Linked DNA regions of Mus musculus: region 1 is linked to region 2. The links are chromatin loops, found by intact Hi-C in ENCODE. Cell type or tissue: gastrocnemius. All regions are shown on one strand. Each heading gives the region's core, and the rest is flanking DNA. Links, peaks and the distances in the headings are about the cores only.

Evidence for each region. Hi-C counts contacts between places; a loop is a spot of excess contacts. Peaks named below come from ENCODE experiments on the same cell type or tissue, not always from the same donor. Only the 100,000 strongest peaks of a DNase experiment are listed, where the experiment ranks them.
Region 1: it touches region 2 in a loop (2.0-fold over the local background); 10 of 42 quality-filtered maps call a loop at or near these places.

Annotation. Positions count from the first base shown.
Region 1 is chr17:23,868,376-23,878,169 of GRCm38, forward strand. It overlaps Prss21 (protease, serine 21), which reads left to right. Exons shown (of 6, transcript NM_020487.4): 3 at 241-406; 4 at 984-1,267; 5 at 3,996-4,150; 6 at 4,420-4,738. The coding sequence ends at 4,659. Among named protein-coding and RNA genes, the nearest start is that of Prss21, 5.2 kb to the left of the region's middle. In gastrocnemius, for the core only: CTCF peaks have their summits at 5,683 (motif pointing right) and 6,306 (motif pointing left); DNase peaks (open chromatin) are centred at 5,677, 6,269 and 8,514; H3K27ac peaks cover 238 bases.
Region 2 is chr17:23,919,473-23,929,266 of GRCm38, forward strand. It overlaps Gm41545 (a long non-coding RNA gene), which reads right to left and starts at 5,884. Exons shown (of 3, transcript XR_876668.3): 1 at 5,642-5,884; 2 at 1,670-1,783. It also overlaps a transcript of Sbp not described here. In gastrocnemius, for the core only: no CTCF peak of the experiment used is centred there; DNase peaks (open chromatin) are centred at 5,177, 5,351 and 5,829; H3K4me3 peaks cover 1,526 bases; H3K27ac peaks cover 1,842 bases.

The sequences.
Region 1 (9,794 bases), core at 1,246-9,245, 50 kb before region 2:
GCACCTCAAGTATTCCTCTCCTTTGCCCCAGGATCGAGAACTCAACTGTGTTTGATAATAACGCACACCCCTGCCCCGGGGTGGGGGTGTTGGGGGCAGGTGCACACCGATCATATGGAGGGTGTCCCAGCAGACCCTCAGGAAGTCCCTCCCTTTCCTTGCCCGTGGCTTAAAAAGTGTCAGTGGTGGTGGGTGGGAGGGGAAAAAAAAATCTCTGCTCCGGTCTGATCCTCCTCACAGGGCCCTGCGGTCACAGGACCATCCCTTCCCGTATAGTGGGTGGCGATGATGCTGAGCTTGGCCGCTGGCCGTGGCAAGGGAGCCTGCGTGTATGGGGCAACCACTTATGTGGCGCAACCTTGCTCAACCGCCGCTGGGTGCTTACAGCTGCCCACTGCTTCCAAAAGTGAGTCTGGAGTCAAGCCTGGGCAGCTGAGGGGTGGGAAGGTTAGTAACCTTGGCCCTGAGTTTGACACCTGGGTAAGCTTTTTAGTGCAGCCTCAGGAGTAGCTGAAATGGGTTAGATCTGTAAGATTTACATTACTGCCCCTGAAAGGGAATCCTCTTCCAGTTCTTCTAGAATGTTCTTTCAGGACATTCTCATTCCCTTTGAGTGCTTTGACTGCTCTTTTTTTCCTTCAAGTCCTTCCCAAATATCCCTACACTAGTCCCCACACTTGCTCAGCTCCTTTGGGGACTACAGCTCCTTTGGGGGCTCCCCTAGGCTGACTCACCTTCTGTCTTTAGGACTACTCCAACAGACACAGGACCACTGGGGTAGCCACTCTTCTGCTTCTTCACTCAGTGCCCGGGAGCAAGGGCTCTCTTGCCCAGCCTCTCTGGGTTCTGTGGCCCCTATAGGAGGCTTTTTGGCCCATAAGGACTGGGCAGTTATGCTAAGGATGAACGTGAGGTAGTCGTCGCCTCAGAGAGAGGCCCAGCTGAGCTCAGGTGGCTTGAACTGCTCTCTCCTTCTCTGTCAGGGATAACGATCCTTTTGACTGGACAGTCCAGTTTGGTGAGCTGACATCCAGGCCATCTCTCTGGAACCTACAGGCCTATTCCAACCGTTACCAAATAGAAGATATTTTCCTGAGCCCCAAGTACTCGGAGCAGTATCCCAATGACATAGCCCTGCTGAAGCTGTCATCTCCAGTCACCTACAATAACTTCATCCAGCCCATCTGCCTCCTGAACTCCACGTACAAGTTTGAGAACCGAACTGACTGCTGGGTGACCGGCTGGGGGGCTATTGGAGAAGATGAGAGTGAGGCTGGGTACAGACGGGTTGGGGAGAGGGGCACTACCCTAACCTTTCACATTAGCCCTCCCTCCCTGGGCTCTGAGGCCCCACGGAGCCCCCTCTCGCTCACTCAACGTTTTCTTGTTTATTTTCCTTACTTCTGCTTGCAAGAAGGACAGGAGCTAGTCCTTTCCTCCCAGACAGGAACTCAGAGGTGCCAGGGAGGCCTGAAGGGGTGGGGACCTCATAGGGCCTGTAGGATGGCTTCTACAACACAGCTTTTATGATCTACCCACTTTGGCAGGCACCAATCAATCATCAGTGAGAGACAGGAAACACACTCACTCTGCCTGCTCCACCCACCCAAAATTCCGACTGTGCACACTCCTTCTTGGTGCACCCCTGAAATCCCTTTGGAGGTCTAATCACGTGCCTGCCTGCAGCTCAGCAGGAACCCTTGCACAAAGCCCCCACCCCCACCCCAAGGAGCACTGAGAACGGTTTCCCTCTAGGTGCCCTAGCTCTTACATCCTGGAGTGACCCTGCTCAGTTCTCTCTGACCTGGTCCATCTCTGCAATGCCCCCTAACCAGCGTCGTAGTAATAGATTCGGCTCCTTCCCTGCAGGTCACGTGCTTGGCTTGCAGGCTTGGGGACCCTGGTGCATCAAGGCAACGGCATAATTTAAAAAAAAAAAAACTTCATTTTATTTTATTTTTTTTTATATATATGAGTGTTTTGCCTGCAGGTGCGTGTCTCAGATTCCCCTAGAGCTGGAGTTATAGGCATTAGTGAACTGCCATACGGGTGCTGGAAATTGAACTTGGGTCCTTTAGAGCTAGCTCCCTAGCCCAAGAGTGTAGGTTTAAGAAAGGGATTTGAAGTATTTGATTTGATTTGTATGTGTGCACGCATGTCTCAGTGATGTGCGTGTGTGTGCAGATGCCCACAGAGGACAGAAGAGGGTGTGGGATCCCTAGGAGCTGAAGTTAGAGGTGTTTGTGAACCTTTCAGTAATACCGGGATCCTAATTCGTCCTCATGATGGAGAAAGTGTTCTTAACTTCTGAACCATCTCTCCAGCCTCCTTTAGAGGGATTGCATCTATTTATTTTGTTTTAAGAACATTTATTTAAAAAGGCGGAAGGGACAGGCAGTGGTGGCACCTTTAATCCCAGCTCTCAGGTGGCAGAAGTGGGCCTATCTTTTTGAGTTCGAGACCAGCCTGGTTTACAGAGTGAGTTCCAGGAGAGCCAGAGCTACAGAGAGAAACCCTGTCTTGAAAAAAAAAACAAAACAACAGCAAAAAATTTATGTGTGTTTGTGGGCTTGTGTGTTTGTGGGCTTGTGTGTGTGTGTGTGTGTGTGTGTATGTATGTTTACCGCATGCATGCAATTCCTGCAGAGGCTGGTAGAGGGCGTTGGCTCCCTTGGAACTGGAGCTGCAGGTGGTTGTGAGCTCCCTGTGGGTACCGGGAACTGAACCCATGCTCTCTGAAAGGGCTGTAAGTGCTCTTCACTGCCGAGCTGTCTCTCCAGCCCTATGCTTTGTAGGTGATGGGGGTACAATCAATGGCCCATGTGGAAGAGTTGTCCTCTCCTTTTACCATGCGGGTCTTGAGGATCAAAATTAGACCTAATGGCAAGAACCATTACCCACTGAGGAAATTGAGAGCGCTATGGAAAGTGTCCAAGGCCCCAGAACTAGTATCGGAGGCAAGACCAGGTTCCATGGCTCAGACAACATAAGGGAGTTCCCCAAGGTCAGACAGTTGGAACTGGCAGGGAGAAGAGGATGCAGTGGTCAGTCTGCCTGTTTGGTAGGAGACCATTTCCTTCTCCTAGAAGGGTGAGCCCAGGACCCTTCCAGGCCTTCTTTGCTGCCCACGTTCCAGGTGCAGAATGGATGGGCATGGCAGTGGTGGTTGTCTCCTTGATTCCTGGCTTCATTCTTAATTTTGGTTCACACGAGACAGGTAGCACATCTCTGGTGTGAATATACTTCTGTTCACCCTGGAACTGGGGCAACGTTTTCTTTGCTGTGTGCTGACTGGGACACTTTGAACAAGACACTTGGCTGAACTGTGCCTCAGTTTCCTCTTCTGTGAAGTAGATAACAATCTTGCTGGCTTGGTAGAGCACTTCTGAGATCTGAGATCTCAGAGGACAGGAAACAGCCACTGTGGCTCCTGTCATCCTCTGCAGAGTTGACAATGCCTGAAGCCTTGACTTAGGGATCCAATGATGGGAGTCACACCAGGAGCTGACAGTTCCCTAGTGCATGCTAGTAATGGGGCTCTCCCCCAGAACTGTTCTTTAAATTAATATGTTCTGATACTGTTGTATTCTAGAGCTGCTTTAGGGCCCTTGGCTCAGGCCTAAGGACATCCCAGAAGGAAAGGGCACCATAGAGCTGATTTCTCTGGTCCCTGGATGTCTCGGCAGGACTTGGCTTGCTGCATCCACTCCAGCTCCTTCCCCTGTACATAACTTGGTTGCCAGCCCAGCAGTGACTTCATGTACATTCTATACACAGCCTCAGTGAATGGTATTGACAATGCCTCCATCCACTGAATCCTGTGATACTGTTGATTGCCTGTGATGTTAGCATGGGGCTGCAGCTGGGAGCTATTGACAGTGATGTCTCAGGCACATTAGGTGCCCCAGGACACCCCTGTTCCCACACCCTATGCCATTCCTCCCAGGAGAGGAGGATCCAGGGGTCTGTCTCTCTGTCTTCCATCCCCCACACAGGTCTGCCATCTCCCAACACTCTCCAGGAAGTGCAGGTAGCTATTATCAACAACAGCATGTGTAACCATATGTACAAAAAGCCAGACTTCCGCACGAACATCTGGGGAGACATGGTTTGCGCTGGCACTCCTGAAGGTGGCAAGGATGCCTGCTTTGTAAGTGTCACCTCATACCACCATGCTCTTCTGGGCCCAGTACCCTAGCTCCAACTTCCACCCAACGGAGTTTTCATATAGGGCCTCATTTCATCTCAGGATTTAGACAATGGCCCCACTTTGCAGATGAAGAAATTGAGGGCCTACTGCTGTCAGGGCTAGGAGTAGTATCCTCACCCAGTCTGTCAGCCCCATAGCACCTCCTTCTCCCCTAGCCCCTCTGCTGGTCCTACTTGTCATCTCCCAGGCTTACCTATGTTGCTTCTCAGGGTGACTCGGGAGGACCCTTGGCCTGCGACCAGGATACGGTGTGGTATCAGGTTGGAGTTGTGAGCTGGGGAATAGGCTGTGGTCGCCCCAATCGCCCTGGAGTCTATACCAACATCAGTCATCACTACAACTGGATCCAGTCAACCATGATCCGCAATGGGCTGCTCAGGCCTGACCCAGTCCCCCTGCTACTGTTTCTCACTCTGGCCTGGGCTTCCTCTTTGCTGAGGCCTGCCTGAGCCCACACGTGTACGTCACACCTGTGAGGTCAGGGTGTGTCTCTTTTGTATCTTGCTTGCTAATAAACCTGTTAATATTTTCCTATCTTTCCTTGAACTCTGATGGCCTCCTGTTGAGGCCCCTCCATTTCTCTCAATCCAAGACCTCTATCTAACAGTAACCTCTACAATCCTGACCCACCTACATTAGCCACGTTTTGGTTGCAAACAGTAGCATCCTCTCTGTTTAGTGCAATTACAAAAATCACTATTTGTGGTTGGGTGTGGTGGCACCTGCAACTCCAGAACATGGGAGACGGAGACAGGAGGATCGTGCATCTTCTGCAAGCACCAGTACCCAGGAGAGTGAGGGGTTGTGGTCCCTGCTCCTAACAGCACAGGCTGAGTTCTCTTAGTACATCAAATGGGCGCTCACAGCTACATGGTGGCTCACAACCATCTGTAATGGGATCTGATGCCCTCTTCTGTCATGCAGGCAAACATACAAATAGAACACTCATACATAATAAAATACATAATACATAAATAATTTTTTTAGATGGTGGCAGGGGCTGGGGAAATTGCTCAGTGAGTCTTTCCTGTTTTCTTTTTGAGACATGCTCTGAGGTTCTCTGGCCACCTCTCCTTCCTGGTCCTGGAATCACAGCACCCACAAACCTCATCTTTTGTTGATGAGGGACCAGTACATAGTGTGCCTGGCACTGCACCAACACAGGACGAACGCTCAGACTCCTCGGGACCCGGCCATGCCTCACAGCACCGATCAATCCCCATAGGGGCAAAGCCAAGGAGGTTCACCTTCTGTTCTGTATCGAAGTGTCTAAGATCAGAAGGAGATGGAAGGCAACAAGAGGGACATGAACTGAAGTCCCTAGGAAATTCTAGGAGGTTCCCTGACTAGGCAACCTCACTCTGACCCATCAACCATCCATGTGTAAGCCAGGGCCTGAGGTCATGGGAAAAGCCAAATTCCCTGCTGGGTGACCACATAGATTAGCCTCCTGCATGTCCATCGCTGACCACCAGGGGACAGCCATGGCCTTGCATATTTACATCTAATAGTTAATTTCTGGAAAAGTTGGTGAGGCCACAGGGGCTAAGTGGAAAAGAGGCAGATGGTGGCTCAAGGGAACATGTCAAAAACAAAAGGAAGATCACAGCTACCAAGTGATCCTTATGTGTACGGTCAGGAGCCAATGGCATGCTGCTGAGAGACTGGAAAGGGCAGCCTTCTAAGTAGAGAAGTTTACGGGAAGCAGAGAGCTGGGAGCCTAGGGGTGGGGTGGGGAGGGCAGGCCCCCACAATGGAGAAGATGGTGATCTGGACGGGGCAGATGTCTGAGGAACCCTCAGTGGATGGGATGTTGGTAGTGAGTCGGGCATGGGGATAGATACATTAACTAGAACAGGGCTTTGGAACTTTCTGCACTTTTGACCTTTTGACTATTTTTCCCTGAATGGGGTGGTGTTTTTGTCTGTTTGTTTTAAAGAGATCTATCTGTAAATTTTAATTATGTGTATGCATGTGTCTCCATGTGGAGCTATGTACGTACATTGGAGGACAATTGCGTGCAGAAGCCGGAAAGAGTGTTGGATCTCCAGGACCTGGAGTTACAGGCAGTTTTAAGGAACTGCCATCTGGTGGAAGTGCTGGGAATTGAACTTCCTTGGCTAGAAAAGCAATTATGCCCTAACCACTGGATTATCTTCCCAGGCCCTCAATGGGAAATGATTATGGGACTCTAGTATATGAGTATGTAAAATAGTTGTACAAATGCACTGATAATAGATAGCAAAGAACCATATTTTAAAACAGTTATTTGGTATATGCAAGTTTTACCATTTAAAACTATTTATTCACGTGTGTTTGTGTGTGTTCTTAGGGAGGTCAGGAGGAGGTCTCAGATCCTCTGCAGCTTGTGAGACACTGATGTGGGTTCTGGGGACAGAACTCTGACCCTCTGGAAGGGCAACAAGAATTCCAGCCCCCTTTCACCATTTAAAAATGATTTATTTGTTTATTATGTATTTTATTGTGCACAAGTGTTCTGTTTGCATATATGCCTGCATGACAGAAGAGGGCATCAGATCCCATTATAGAGTGTCATGAGCCCCCATGGTTGCTGAGATTTGAACTTGGGACCTCTGGAAGAGCAGCCAGTATTCTAAACCACTAAGCCATCTCACCAGCCCCCTTTCACCATTTTTAAAAGAGTGCAAATCTGTGTGCTAATTGAGATACTTATTTCTCTACAATCCAAAGATACAACTCCTGTATACCTAACATGCTGAAGAATGACATGGGAAAATATTTTGTTTCCTGTAATTAAACTATTACTTTTCCATAAGAGCAGAGCACATTGTGTGCACAGCAACAACCATTGCAGTTAAGAGCATACAATAGTCTTGAATCTGAGCCCAGGCACTTCAGGCAGCTTTTCTTGATGTTGTGTGGTACAACATGTGCAGGACTCAAAGCACATTGTGTGTTTAGAATGGAGACTACAGTGAGGTCCCAGGATACGGTGTGGACAAGGGCCGCCAGAGGTCCCAGGATGCAGTGTGGACAAGGGCTGCCAGAGACACTTCACCTTCCTTATGAGTTTCATTATTTAGTCATCACACTCTCAGAAATCTTTTACGTGTGACACCCCCACTCTCACATCCAGTTCCACCTAGCTAGGTGTTTGAATGTGCTAAGCATTGTCCCCCACTGTCCCTTTGTTCCCAGTTGATCTTGGGCGGCTTGGGAGCAGGGAGGTGAGTCTAAGGCCTTGTCCTGAGGATTGGAGACCCAGTTGGGGTGAAAACAGATTAGAAGAAAAATGTCAGAACCTAAAATCATGTTCCCGAGCATCTCCATCTTCCTAGCTGCTGGAGCAGCATCTTCAGAGCTCCTTTTGTCTTATCCTCAGCTGAGCTTCAACACCAAGCACCCAGACTCCCCCTCGCAAGGGTGCAGGTGGGCCTATCCCACCTCTTATAACCTAGCTCTGACCTACATGCGCTCCTCCATTTCATATTTTGAACTGAGGATAGCTTGTAGGAATCAGTTCTTTCCTCCTATCATGTGGGTCCTGGGGATAGAACTCAGGTTGGCAGGCTTGGTGGCAAGCACTATTACCCACTGAGCCATTTCACTGACCCACAAATGGAATTTTAATTATGTTAATGATGATGCAATACATGCGATTGGCACTTTAGTTTTCTAATACAGTGTTTTAAAGAGTTTTCTGGGTCAGAGTGTAACAAAAATGCTTATGACAGAGAGAGGCACCCAGTAGGGATTTTGGCGAAGGTTGCTGGGTTTTTCAGTGATATAGAAATAACTTGCCCTCCCAATCTTCTTAGTGTCTTTTCCTGGCAGCATTGACAGGAGTCTATGTACAAGGATAGCCTCTGTCCCTCACTGTACAGATATGCCATTTGACTTCTGGTCCTTTGCCTTCCCCTCCCATCAGTCTCGTATGGTTCCTGTGGTGCCAGGGATCAGCTGGGGATATGTGGAGGAGCCAGCTTCCTTCTTGGCCCCAGAAATCACACCCTGGCTAGAATTTCCCAAGACCAGAGCTATGAACCGAAGATCTGGCCTCCTAGTAAGGACAGAAGCTTGCTATAGTTGGCTGGCATGGGGTTGTGGATATGGCTCTGAGTGGGTTGCAGATGGAGACCCAGTTATCTAGTGTCTAGAGGAGTCTTTTCTAGCCCTATATCAGGAGAGGGAGGAGACCAGAGCCATGTGTTATAACCATCTCCTACCACACGGACTAAGCAGGCCAAGGCCCACCTCTGTTGAAGGAGAAGGCCCCATTGTTCCATCCCTGGCACAGTGCACCCTGGGTTGTGCCCAGGGCAGTTGATAAATGCCCAGTAAATCCCTCTTTGGGGGAGTCCTGATCCCGAGGGACAAAAGGCCTGTGTTGAGCATTCCTTAGTGTAGGCTCAGGGCCAGCTCTGTAACTGAGGGGTTACAGAGACTCTTTTGAGATTGGACTCCCCCATACCCCGTGTGCTGTGAGGACTATATCTGTCCAATGTGGGTGTAGCTAGGAGAGTGTGTATTTTCAAGTGTAGGTGTATGAATGTGTGATAGCCATTGCTACATACCATCACCATGAAAATGTTCCTTACCTGTGAAGCTGGGCATGTCCCACAATGCCCTCTGGCCAGGAATAAAGTCTATTCCTTCTACCTTACCCTTCACTCAAGGGGTACTTCCTTGAACCTCAGCCAGCCAGACCCTCCTTTTGGCATTTGAAGTGACAACAAGCCCACAAGAGTGCCCTTGGGCTGGGTTGGGACAGAACACAGCCCCCTTTGTGTCCCATTTCAGGCCCTGAGCTCCAAGAGCTGTCTGCCAAGAGCTTAGGCCCTTCCGCCTCCACGCCCCCACACCCCTCCAAGGATCCTCCTGGGGCATCAGGAGGGGATCTGTTACCCTGCCCCCAGCCAAGCCTCCACTGTGTCTGCAGGGTAGAGGTGGAAGGAGGGCTGGAAAGATGAGTGAAATGGGTGCTCCCCTCCACAGCATCCATCCATCAATGGAGCTTGACAGTCTACAAGCCTCCCAGGGAGACAGAGCAGATCCAAGTGCAGGTATTCGTGTCAGAGAGCCTCTTCCTAGCCCCCATTAAAGATAGCTATTGAAGAGAACTCCCTACACTCTATTTTGCCCTGCCAAGCAGGGATCAAGCTGTAATTGCTCCAGGTTAAGGAGTCCATACAGGGTCAGCAGATTGCGTGAGAGAGCAGATAACACCGCCATTTGCTTTGTGAGCCAGAAGCGGTGCAGACAGCCAACAAGTACTCTTCGACTCCTGACCTTGGGACAAGAAAGGCATACAGATTACAGAAATCTTTTTCTTTTTTTCTCTCATGTGTGGTAGTGCAGGCCTTTAATCCCAGCACTGGGGAGGCAGAGGCAGACAGATCTTTGGGAGTAGGAGGCTAGCCTGATATATATAGTGAGTTCTAGACCAGCCAGGGCTACATAGTGAGTCCCTGTATTCAAAAAGGGAAAGGTTTATTTTTAATTACATGTACACGTGCATGCATGTGCGCATGTCTGAGTGTGGGTGGGGTTTATATTCATGTGAGTATAGGTATCCTTGGAAGCCAGAAGAAGACATCTAATC
Region 2 (9,794 bases), core at 537-8,536:
AGAGGCTTCTGTGATCTGAAATGAAGGGTGGGTAGAAATGGATCCGGCAAGGGTTTGGGGCCTGCCTACAAAGACCCTAAGCTACAATCTCTGAGGTGTTAGCTCAGAGACCACCACTGTGCACTGTGCCCTGCACCAGGGCCAAACCCGGCACCTCTGCTGGCCCTGCAATGCTCCAGACTTCTCTGGTGATACAAGGGAGGCCATTAGTCATCTGCCAATAGCTTGTTCTTATCAGGCTTTTCATTGCACTAGGACATGAAAAAAAGGGGTCCCAGATGAGTTACAGAGATGGTTCAGTGGGTAAAATCTTTGTTTGCTGTTCAAGAATAAGAAGCTACCTTTGGGTCCCCAGAACCTGCAAGTCCATAACTGCAGCACAGGGAGAAGAAGCACATGGAGGGGTGGAGACAGACTTACCCTCACGGTTCTCTGGCCAGCTACTCAAGCCAAATCTGCAAGCTCTAGCTTCAGGAAAGAGATCTTGCTTTACAAAATAAGTATTAGAGACCCCCCCAAAGCCACTCAAGGTCAATCTCTGGCCTCCACATGTATGTATACATATATAAGTGTATGACTTCATTAACATGCATGCATGCACGCATGCACACATACAAACATATACAACACACATACACAACACAGACACACAGACACAAAAAGGGACCAGCAGTTCAGCAGATGGACTGTTTGCCAAGAGGGGTCAATGCAGAAGCTCGTGGTGACTGCTGAAGTGCCCGCGTCCCTGGGCATCTGTACAGGCAGATGAGTGACAGCATCTCCAGGGGGTGAGGCAGGTTGAGAGAGCTTCAGAGATTCTTCCCTGAGGCAATGGGATCTGAGCTTAGGTTTCAGAGAGGAGGGAGAAACAGCCAAGTAGATTCAAGGAGAAGGAAGCTTCAGGCCCAGGATCAAATATAACAAAGCAGAGGACAGGCCTCTCTCTATCTGCACCTCTCAGGTTCTCACAGTACCACTTGCAAAATGAAGGCTTGACTGGCTGTGGTGGCACATGCCTTGAATTTCAAGGTTCAGGAAGCAGAGGCAGGAGAATTTCTGTGAGTTCAAGGCCAACCTGCTCTTTAAAGCAAATTCCAGGACTACTACATAGAGAAATCGCCTCCCTCCCAATGAGGAAACTGAGGCACAGAGGACAAAGGTCACACAGAAGTAGCAGCATTGAGGTCCAGCTGGGAAGTGTGAACCCTGATCCCAAACTAAGGCAAAGATTTCACAAGTAGGTTGGAGAGCTCCCAGCATCTATGAAGCCTGGGTTCTATCCCTAATAGCACATAAAACCAGGGGTGACGGTTTGTGTCCATAATCCCACTCTGGAGGTGGAGCCAAGAAGAGCAGAACAGGAAGTTTCAGGACATCCTTTGCTACATACTCAGTTTAAGTATAGTCTGGGCTACATGATATCTGGCTCACACACACACACAACCACACACACACATACATACATATACCAGAAAAGAAAAAACAGTACTAATAAGCACTTCTGATCTGTCCATGACATTACAGAGTAGCACTAATTCCATTTATATTTGTAACATTGAGCATTGAGTCTAGGACAATGCTTTAGCTGCCACTGAGCTATATCTCGATCCTTAGGAAAAAAAACTTTATAATTAAAAAAATAATTTATTGCTATATATGGTATGCACACCTTCAATCTCAGCACTCCAGGCAGACAGGGTCAGGCAGTTCTCCGTGAGCTTGACACAACCAGTGAGATTCAAGTCAGCAAGGGTTAAACTTTTTGGAAAGTGTATGTCAGGAGCTATACAGAAGAAAACAGAAGTTACTGGGGTTGGTTGTGGCTCCCACAGGACCTTAGTGGTCCACCTTACTGGAGTTCCTTGTCCTGGCTTGCTAAAGAAGAAACATTTTCTGTACCCTTTACCTGTCCTCGATGCAGGCATCACCTCCCAGAATCTTCATCACCATCATCATCATCTCCTCTTCCTTCTCTTTCTTTCTCTTCTTCTATAAATTGATTTTACCCCGCCTTTTCAAAAATGATTTATTGATTAATATATTCTATGTATGAAGGCTCTGTCTTCATGTATACCAGAAGAGAGATTTAGATCCCATTACAAATGGTTGTGAGTCACCATATCGTTGCTGGGAATTGAACTTAGGACCTTAACTTATTACTCTTAACTTCTGATCCATGTCTACAGCAAACCCCACCCCCAGCCCCTTGCACATACACATACACCTCCCCCATGACCATCTTTAGCCTGGTCAAGTGTTATAGGCAGGCCTGGTCTGTAATCTTAGCCACTCCAGAGGTAGCAAGTTGTGAGGAGCTACCATCTTGCACAAGCTCTGAATTAAGCTCCAGTGTGGCTCAAGAGAATAAATATATAAATTAAAATGAAATAAATAGACCATCTTCTCAGGTAGCTTCTGCTTTGTGAGGGAAGATGGAGGCCAGGCCAGGAAGATGGGGAACAGGAGGTGCCTGGAAAAGGACCTGGAAACGCAAGGGAGGCAGTAACCCCTCACCCCTTTTCAAGTCTAGCTGTCCCCATCTTTGTAAGGCTGTTCCTGCCATCCTTGGTTGTATCTACACTAATCACCTTTCAAGCCCAGCACTGCTTTGAGGCTGTTGATGCTGACCTCAAAGTTCTCAGGACGTTGGAACTTCTGCCTAGTGAGCCTCTAGGGCCCAATGTGAGGGCAGTTAAAAAAGTTATAGGGAGTCTCAGGTGACAAGAATGATGCAGGCTCCCATAAATGCATAAACTTTATTCAACAAAGGGATTCAGAGCCTTGTCAGCCTTGCCCATATTAGCTCAGGGTCATCTTGTCCCCCTGACCCTGCCAAGTGAGCGCTGCTGGCCACAGGACAGGCTTTGCTCTAGTGTCTAGTCTGCTGCCTAGTTAGTCTTCACCTTCTAAGAAGCAGATCCCCAGTCTGTACCCAATGTCATTGACCATCATCACCTGCTGACCAGGGCCTGCAAGGACTGCAGGGGATGCTAACCAGAGCTCCCCGGAGCTTGCAGCCAGAGCGGGGCACCCAGGGCAGGTGTGGCCAGCAAGTGCCTGCTGCGCCCGTGCGTGGTGCAAGCCATTCTGCAGCAGGAAGAGCACAGGTGCTCAGTAGGGAGCACTGCAGTACCAGGAGCACCAATTTGCACTAAGTGAAGCCATGCCCTGCCCTGGTTCCTAGAGCAAGCCTTTGCCAGCCTGACCTGAGACTGTCTCCTTCCCTCTTCTTCCTTTTTAGGACACACTCCTCAGCCACTTCTTGAAGACATTTTTTTTTCTTTTAAATAAAAGCAGTTTTCTGTCACTAATGCTTGCCCTGAACAAGCTATGTAGCCAAGATAATTGATTGTGAACCTGGATTCTCCCCTCCACCTCTTAAGTGCTGATGTTACAGATATTCTTGACCATCTCACCTCTTTTGATGTGTGTGTGTGTGTGTGTGTGTAAGTGTACAATGTCGTGAATGTGGATGTCACAAAAATAGCTTTAGGGAGTTTTTTCTCTCTCTTTCCACTATGCAGTTCCCAGGGATCAAATCCTTTATTTTTGGCAGCAGATGCCTTCATGTCTTCACATGCTGAATTGTCTGTACCAGTTCATGATGATGATGATGATGATGACACCGATGAGGAGGGAGAAGAAGGAGGATGACAAGGAAGGACATCATGATGATAATGATGATAGTTTGCCTTACACAAGATTGGATCGAGGCAAGCACTCCATTGAACTAAATCACCATTCTCTCTCTTTCTCCCATTTTTTTCTCTCCAACTTGACTGATTCAATCCTCTTTCTCTCTCTCTCTCTCTCTCTCTCTCTCTCTCTCTCTCTCTCTCTCTCTCTCTCTCTCTCTCTCTCTCTCTCCTGAATTGCTCTGACTGACTTCAGAGTAACTCTAATAATCTGTTCTAATCTTCTAATCTTTAGGCTCCTTCTCATTCTCTGGCTCTTTCTGTCATCAGCTGCTTCTAGCTTGTTTTCTCTTCAAACTGTCTCTGTAAAACTCTCCCAGGAAACCTACCTTCTCCCTTTCTCTCTGCAGTGCTTTCTCAAGTAGCTTCCCTTTCCTCTCTCTTCTCATGAAAGTTAAGCATAGCCTATTCTGTCAAATCTTTCTCTGTTCATCACTTTGTCTGCCACTCAATTAGACATCACTTTCAAACATGGGTGCTTCCTGTTACAAACTAACTTTACCTTTATTGTTTAGGGTTAAAGGTGTGTGCAAAGGACTGAGCCACAACACAACTAGTTTTTGTCAGTAAGTAACAACCTCAGGGTTCACAGTGTGATCAAATATTCTGCAACAGAGAACCACTCTTCTAGAGGATTCGGGAGCCATACACAGGTGGCAAGACTTCTTGGCATCTCGGGGAAACATCTGATGTAAAATTGAAGATCACCAAAGGTGGGTCAAGGGGACATTGTGGAACCTTCTTTTCCCACAGGCTTGCTTATATGGCTTAAGAAGGCTCTAGGGCTGCTCTCATCACATGCATGTAACATGTAAAATGCATTGTGGTTCAGACCATGCACCTGTGTAACACTCCAACGTCACTGCTGTTCAGTATTCACCAGATAACACTGCGTAGACATGGGTTCAAGGCAATAGAAAGCCTTCATTAGCCGACCTGTGACTACACTACATCGGGTGTTCGAGATCCCAGTGTAGCCCTGAGCCTTTCTCAGGATGAGCTTTTAAGCATAGAAACCATGTTTTGGGTTGACACACTTCAGTTAATTAGCAGATTTGGACAAGAGCCATTTCAATTGGTTATATCTGAATAGAGCACACCATAATTTAATGGCAGTAGCAAAAATCATTATTTTTCAAGATAGGGTAAGAACGAAAATTTTAAGTAACTTTGACAGGTTGTGTAAGTAGAGAAAAACACATTTTGCATTAGCAGAGAAATATTTGGCCTTGTATTAGTAGAGAAACACTTGACTTAGAGTTGGTGTGGATCAGAATAAGAGAGCTGGCAGCAGTGGCATAAGGTCATGGTGACAGAAAGTGAGTTTGTCCAGGCGGGTTCAGGCCTGAGACAGGAACTGAACAAGCAAGCCAGGCAAGCCGTGGGAATGGATGGACTGTGGAGCTAGAGACAGGCGCATGCGCGAGCGCTTGGGCGGGAAGCGTGTGGAACGAATGCAGCAGCTTGCAGCCTGAAGAGAACAGATCACTAGGAGCCGCAATAATGGCGTGCACCCCCAGGGAGCGTGGGGCTACAGAGCTGCTGAGTGGCTGAGGCAGCGGCGGCCTCAGCGGCGGCGACAGTGTCAAGCGGTGGGGGTGGTTCTGTGGCGCTCACGGCTGGGACACAGGCAAGTAGGGCAGAGCTTCCTCCTAGTAACCAGAAGCCCTGGACCAGTGTCTCTGGCTGCGGGCCGGCGCTGCCCCGCCCCGCGGTGGGCAGGGCTAGAGCACTGGAAGTAGAAGTGTTCTGTGTCCCAGCAATGCGCACACTATTCTTGCGGCAGCAGCGGGGCTAGCTGCTCACTTCCTGAGTCCCGGGGGGAAGGGTTTGGGGGGGGGGGGCGGGAGACAGAGACAGAGAGAGTGAGAGACAGAGACAGACAGAGAGGCAGAGAGAGACACAGAGAGAGACAGATAGACAGAGACAGAGAGAGGCTTACTCACGGGCATTTGCGAGCGTGAACAAGCACAGGCAGATAGTCGAGCCTGTGGGAAAAATGGCTTCTCAGTGAACAAGAGTCCACAAGGGACAGGGCGAAAGCTGTTTTTCTTGTGCCTGTGGGCAGGCAGCCAAGTAGGAGCGGTGATGGGCTGAACGCAGGAGCCCGGTGCACAAGAGAGAGAGCACACGTGTAGGGGCAGCAGATGGCACACTCGTGGAAAAGCAAGTCTCACAGAGTCCCTGGAGGACACAGGGGCGGGATCAGACCCGACATACCAGTGGCTGCAGCGATGGGGCGGGCAGGAGTGAGCAAATGAGGGAGGGAGGAGTGGGAAGCATAGCTAGCTAGCAGTGAGCTTTTTGCTTACTGTGAATTAGACCAAGACATTCCAGAAAGTAGGGACAATGAGGCCAAGACAGACCATGGGTGAGAGAATAGTCATTAACTGCCTGGGCCAGTGTCCTGGGGGACATTATCAATAACCAGAGATTTCTAGCATCGGCCAGACCACCAGGTTATCACCTGATAGGCTGGGAGCTAAGCTCTGGACCAGTGCCCTTGAGCTACAGAATACAGTTTATCCAGGCTCGGTCTGGGATTCTCAGCAGTGAGAAAGAAACTGTCTCAAAAGGAAAAAGGAAAATCTCACCCAGGGGAAAACGTCCTAGAACAAAAGTCGGTGAGAAGACTGAACGTCTCCATTCTCAAGGGTAACACCGGTAGCTCCGAGCTCAAGGACTCTACCCTGGGACCATGGGGATGTTTACACTAACCAGTCGGGAAAGGCTTTACCAGTTCTCTGAAGTTTAGGCTAGTGAGCATTGAATCTCCATATGATAGTCTACTGCCCTCTTAACTCCCCTCCCCATGCCCTGAATAAACTCTATTCTATACTATACCATTGTGTGGCTGGTCCCTCAGGAGGAAGGGATGCCTTGGATTTGGGTCCGCTGAGACACCCCCTTCCCCCACACCTCACCACACCTCCATAGAACATATCCCCCCTCCCTTTATCTTTTTTATAAACACATCAGGCCACATTCCTCAAAGGTCTTAATTTACAACATGTTTTAAAGATTATTCAAACCTTAAAATTTAAGTAGTGTTTAAAAGTTAAGTAAAACTAGATGACTTGGTCTGTTTATTTGTTTTTTTTAATCTTAAATAATTTTTTAATGGTAAATGTAAGGTGGTTGTACTTGCTAATTTTACATGAACATGACACAGGCTAGAGTCATTTTTGAAGCCAGAACTTCAGTTGAGAAAAAGTCTCTAGATAATTAGCCTGTAGGCAAGCCCATGGTACATTTTCTTAACCATTGGTGTGCAAGGGCCCAGCTCTTTGTGGGAGGGGCTGTCCCTGAGCTGGTGGTCCTGGGTTCGATAAGAAAGTAGGCTGAGTAAGCCATGAAGAGGAAGCCAGTAGGCAACACCCTCTGAAAGGACTCAAGCAGGCAGGAGCATGGCAAACACAGCTCTGGCAGGCTTTCTCTTCTTCTCCCTTCTCTCTTCCTTGTTAAGAACCATTGGATAACATTTCTAAAGCTAGCTGCCAAAGTCTATTCCCTTATTTGCCCACTTCCCTCTCCTGAGGCCAACCACCCAGGTCCAGCTATCAAAGCATTGAAGTCCAGCAATCAAAGGCCCCCTTTGGCTCACCTAATTAACATGCCCAGTTAAAATTAAACACCTCATCCTAACACAAGGGGTTCTCTCTTGTTCCTTCCCCTTCTCCCTCATCCTGTCTCCTGTCTTTGCCTCTTATTCCCTGTCCTCTGTCCCTCTGGGGCAAATCTCCTTTGTTCTGAGAACTTGGTCTTGGGGTGTCCTGTGCTGACTCTGAACATGGTCTTGGGGTGTCCTGAGAACTTGGTCTTGGGGTGTCCCATGCTGACTCTGCTCCCCCCCCCCCATGGCCTCTGCTTTAATTCCTGCCTCGAGGTTACTCCCCTGAGTCCTTTGATACTGGACCATGAACTGAGCATTGTGGGACGGGATAAACCCTTTCCTTTCCAATCTGCTTTTGGTCACAGCAATAGAAACCCCAATTAAGAGTGGTTTTATGAGATGGACTGTTTAGACTTAGGGTTCAAAGAGGAATGCTAATAGGATAAAACTCAGGGTTACAAACATCCTGTCCCTGAGTAAACATAGCTTATTTGTTGTTTTAGACATTCTGTTTGAGAAGATTTTAGGAAAACATACATTGTCTCTATGGGCAGTTGTGATATTTATTCAAGTCTCTGGAGTCTCAGCAGGGAAAGTTGACTTTTGACGACCTGTGCAGATCCTGTCTGCTGGAATCTGAAAGAACAGGGCAGGCTGCTGTCTGATGCTGTAGACAGTCCTCAGTTTCAGCAAACTTTTATCCTTCCAATTTTGGTATATGTGCTGCACTTTTATATACGAGTGTAGCAAAGAAAGTAATGATTCAAGAACAGCTGTTTGAGTTTAGAAAAATGTGACCATTAAAAACATGTAAATAAATCTGAGTAAGCACATACTAAACGTTTACAGAGCAGAACTTCTCCAGAACGGAGCAATCTAAACACAATTGGGTGCCGCGTACTATAAATTATATCTGGGAAAGCACGAAAGCAAGGCAGAAGGCCATATCCAGATTCAGGGTGCACTGGCTGTTGGCATTTAGTCTAGGCTCTACCCCACAATTACTTGGCAACAGCCAGGTGTGCCTGACTCACTATAAAAGGGGATGCTCACGCCCTCCTCTCTCTCTCTTGTTCTTGTTCTATCATCTTGCCCCTTACCCCCTTTCGCTCCATATGCTCATGGCCAGCCTCTTCTCTCTCTCTCTCTCTCTCTCTCTCTCTCTCTCTCTCTCTCTCTCTCTCTCTGCCTTTCTCTGCCTCTACTCCCTCAGCTCCCCTCTCCATACTCTGAATAAACTCTATTCTATACTATACTGTCGTGTGTGACTGGCCCTCAGGGGGAAGGGATGCCTCAGCATGGGCCCGCAGAGGCACGCCCTTGCCCCACACCTGACTGCACATCCACCAGACATACTCACTCTCTCCTTTTCTTTTTATAAAACACAACACTGTCCAGATTGGGTTCTGTAGATATGTTCTGGCATCCAACAAGAATAAACGTGTCTTATAAATTGAATGTAATGTTTGTCACAGGAGGTACCAAATCACATGCAAGAACAATCCAGGGAATGAAATGTACCTGAGATAAAAGGCTAGGCTAGTCAAGCACTTGCTATGTAGCTCAGGCTGGCCTTGGACTTTAACCCTCAAGTTAGTTTTTAATTATTATCTTATGTGTTTGGGTGTTTTTTTATGCATGGAAGTCTGTGTGTCGCAAGTGCACCCGGTGTCGATGGCCTTGACTTGTGGGTATTCATACTCAGGGTATGAAGAGCTGAGGTGACAAATGTGTGCCCCCACATTTGGCTTTTTAACAACTTTAGTCAGCAAGGTTGTCCCGGAGGGAAGCTTCTGTGTTCCTGGAGTTTTTTAGGATAAAAGCCTGGTCTTGCACCCTTCCCCAGTATGCCGAACAGAGAAGTGATAGCAAGAACAGAAACGGGACATTTAGTCTCTGTCACTACACCGGCCAGACAGAGGTCCAGTGCTGACACCAGGACGTGTCCTACTCTTACCCCACAGTGTGTGAAACAATGGTTCTCAGGCCATTCTTTACCCCGAGAGACCCTGCTTAAGGGCAGATTAAGGTTTTTTAAAGAATTTCATGCCTGTATACAATGTATTTGGGGATTATCCATCCCTACTACCTCTCTCCAATTCCCAGGACCGTCAACCTGTCTCCCTCCCGATGACGTCATGTCCTTTATTTAAAAAATTATGCTCTCATCAATTACATCCCAATCTCAGCTTCCCTCCCTCTTTTCCTGCCAGCACCCCTCCCCCACTCCATCTCTGTTTCCCTACAGAAAAGGGCAGGCCTCCCAGGGATATCAACCGAACTTGGCATATCCAGTTGCAATAAACTAGGCATTACTTTCATTGGCCTTCATATTAAGGCTGGGCGAGGCACCACAGTAGGGGGACAAGGGTCCCAAAAGCAGTCAAAGGCATCAGAGAAAGCCTTCAATGTGGGTTCATGTTCTGCTTCTCCTCTTGGGGTGTCAGGGCGCCAGTACACCAGCTCAGAGAGGACAGGGTGGAATA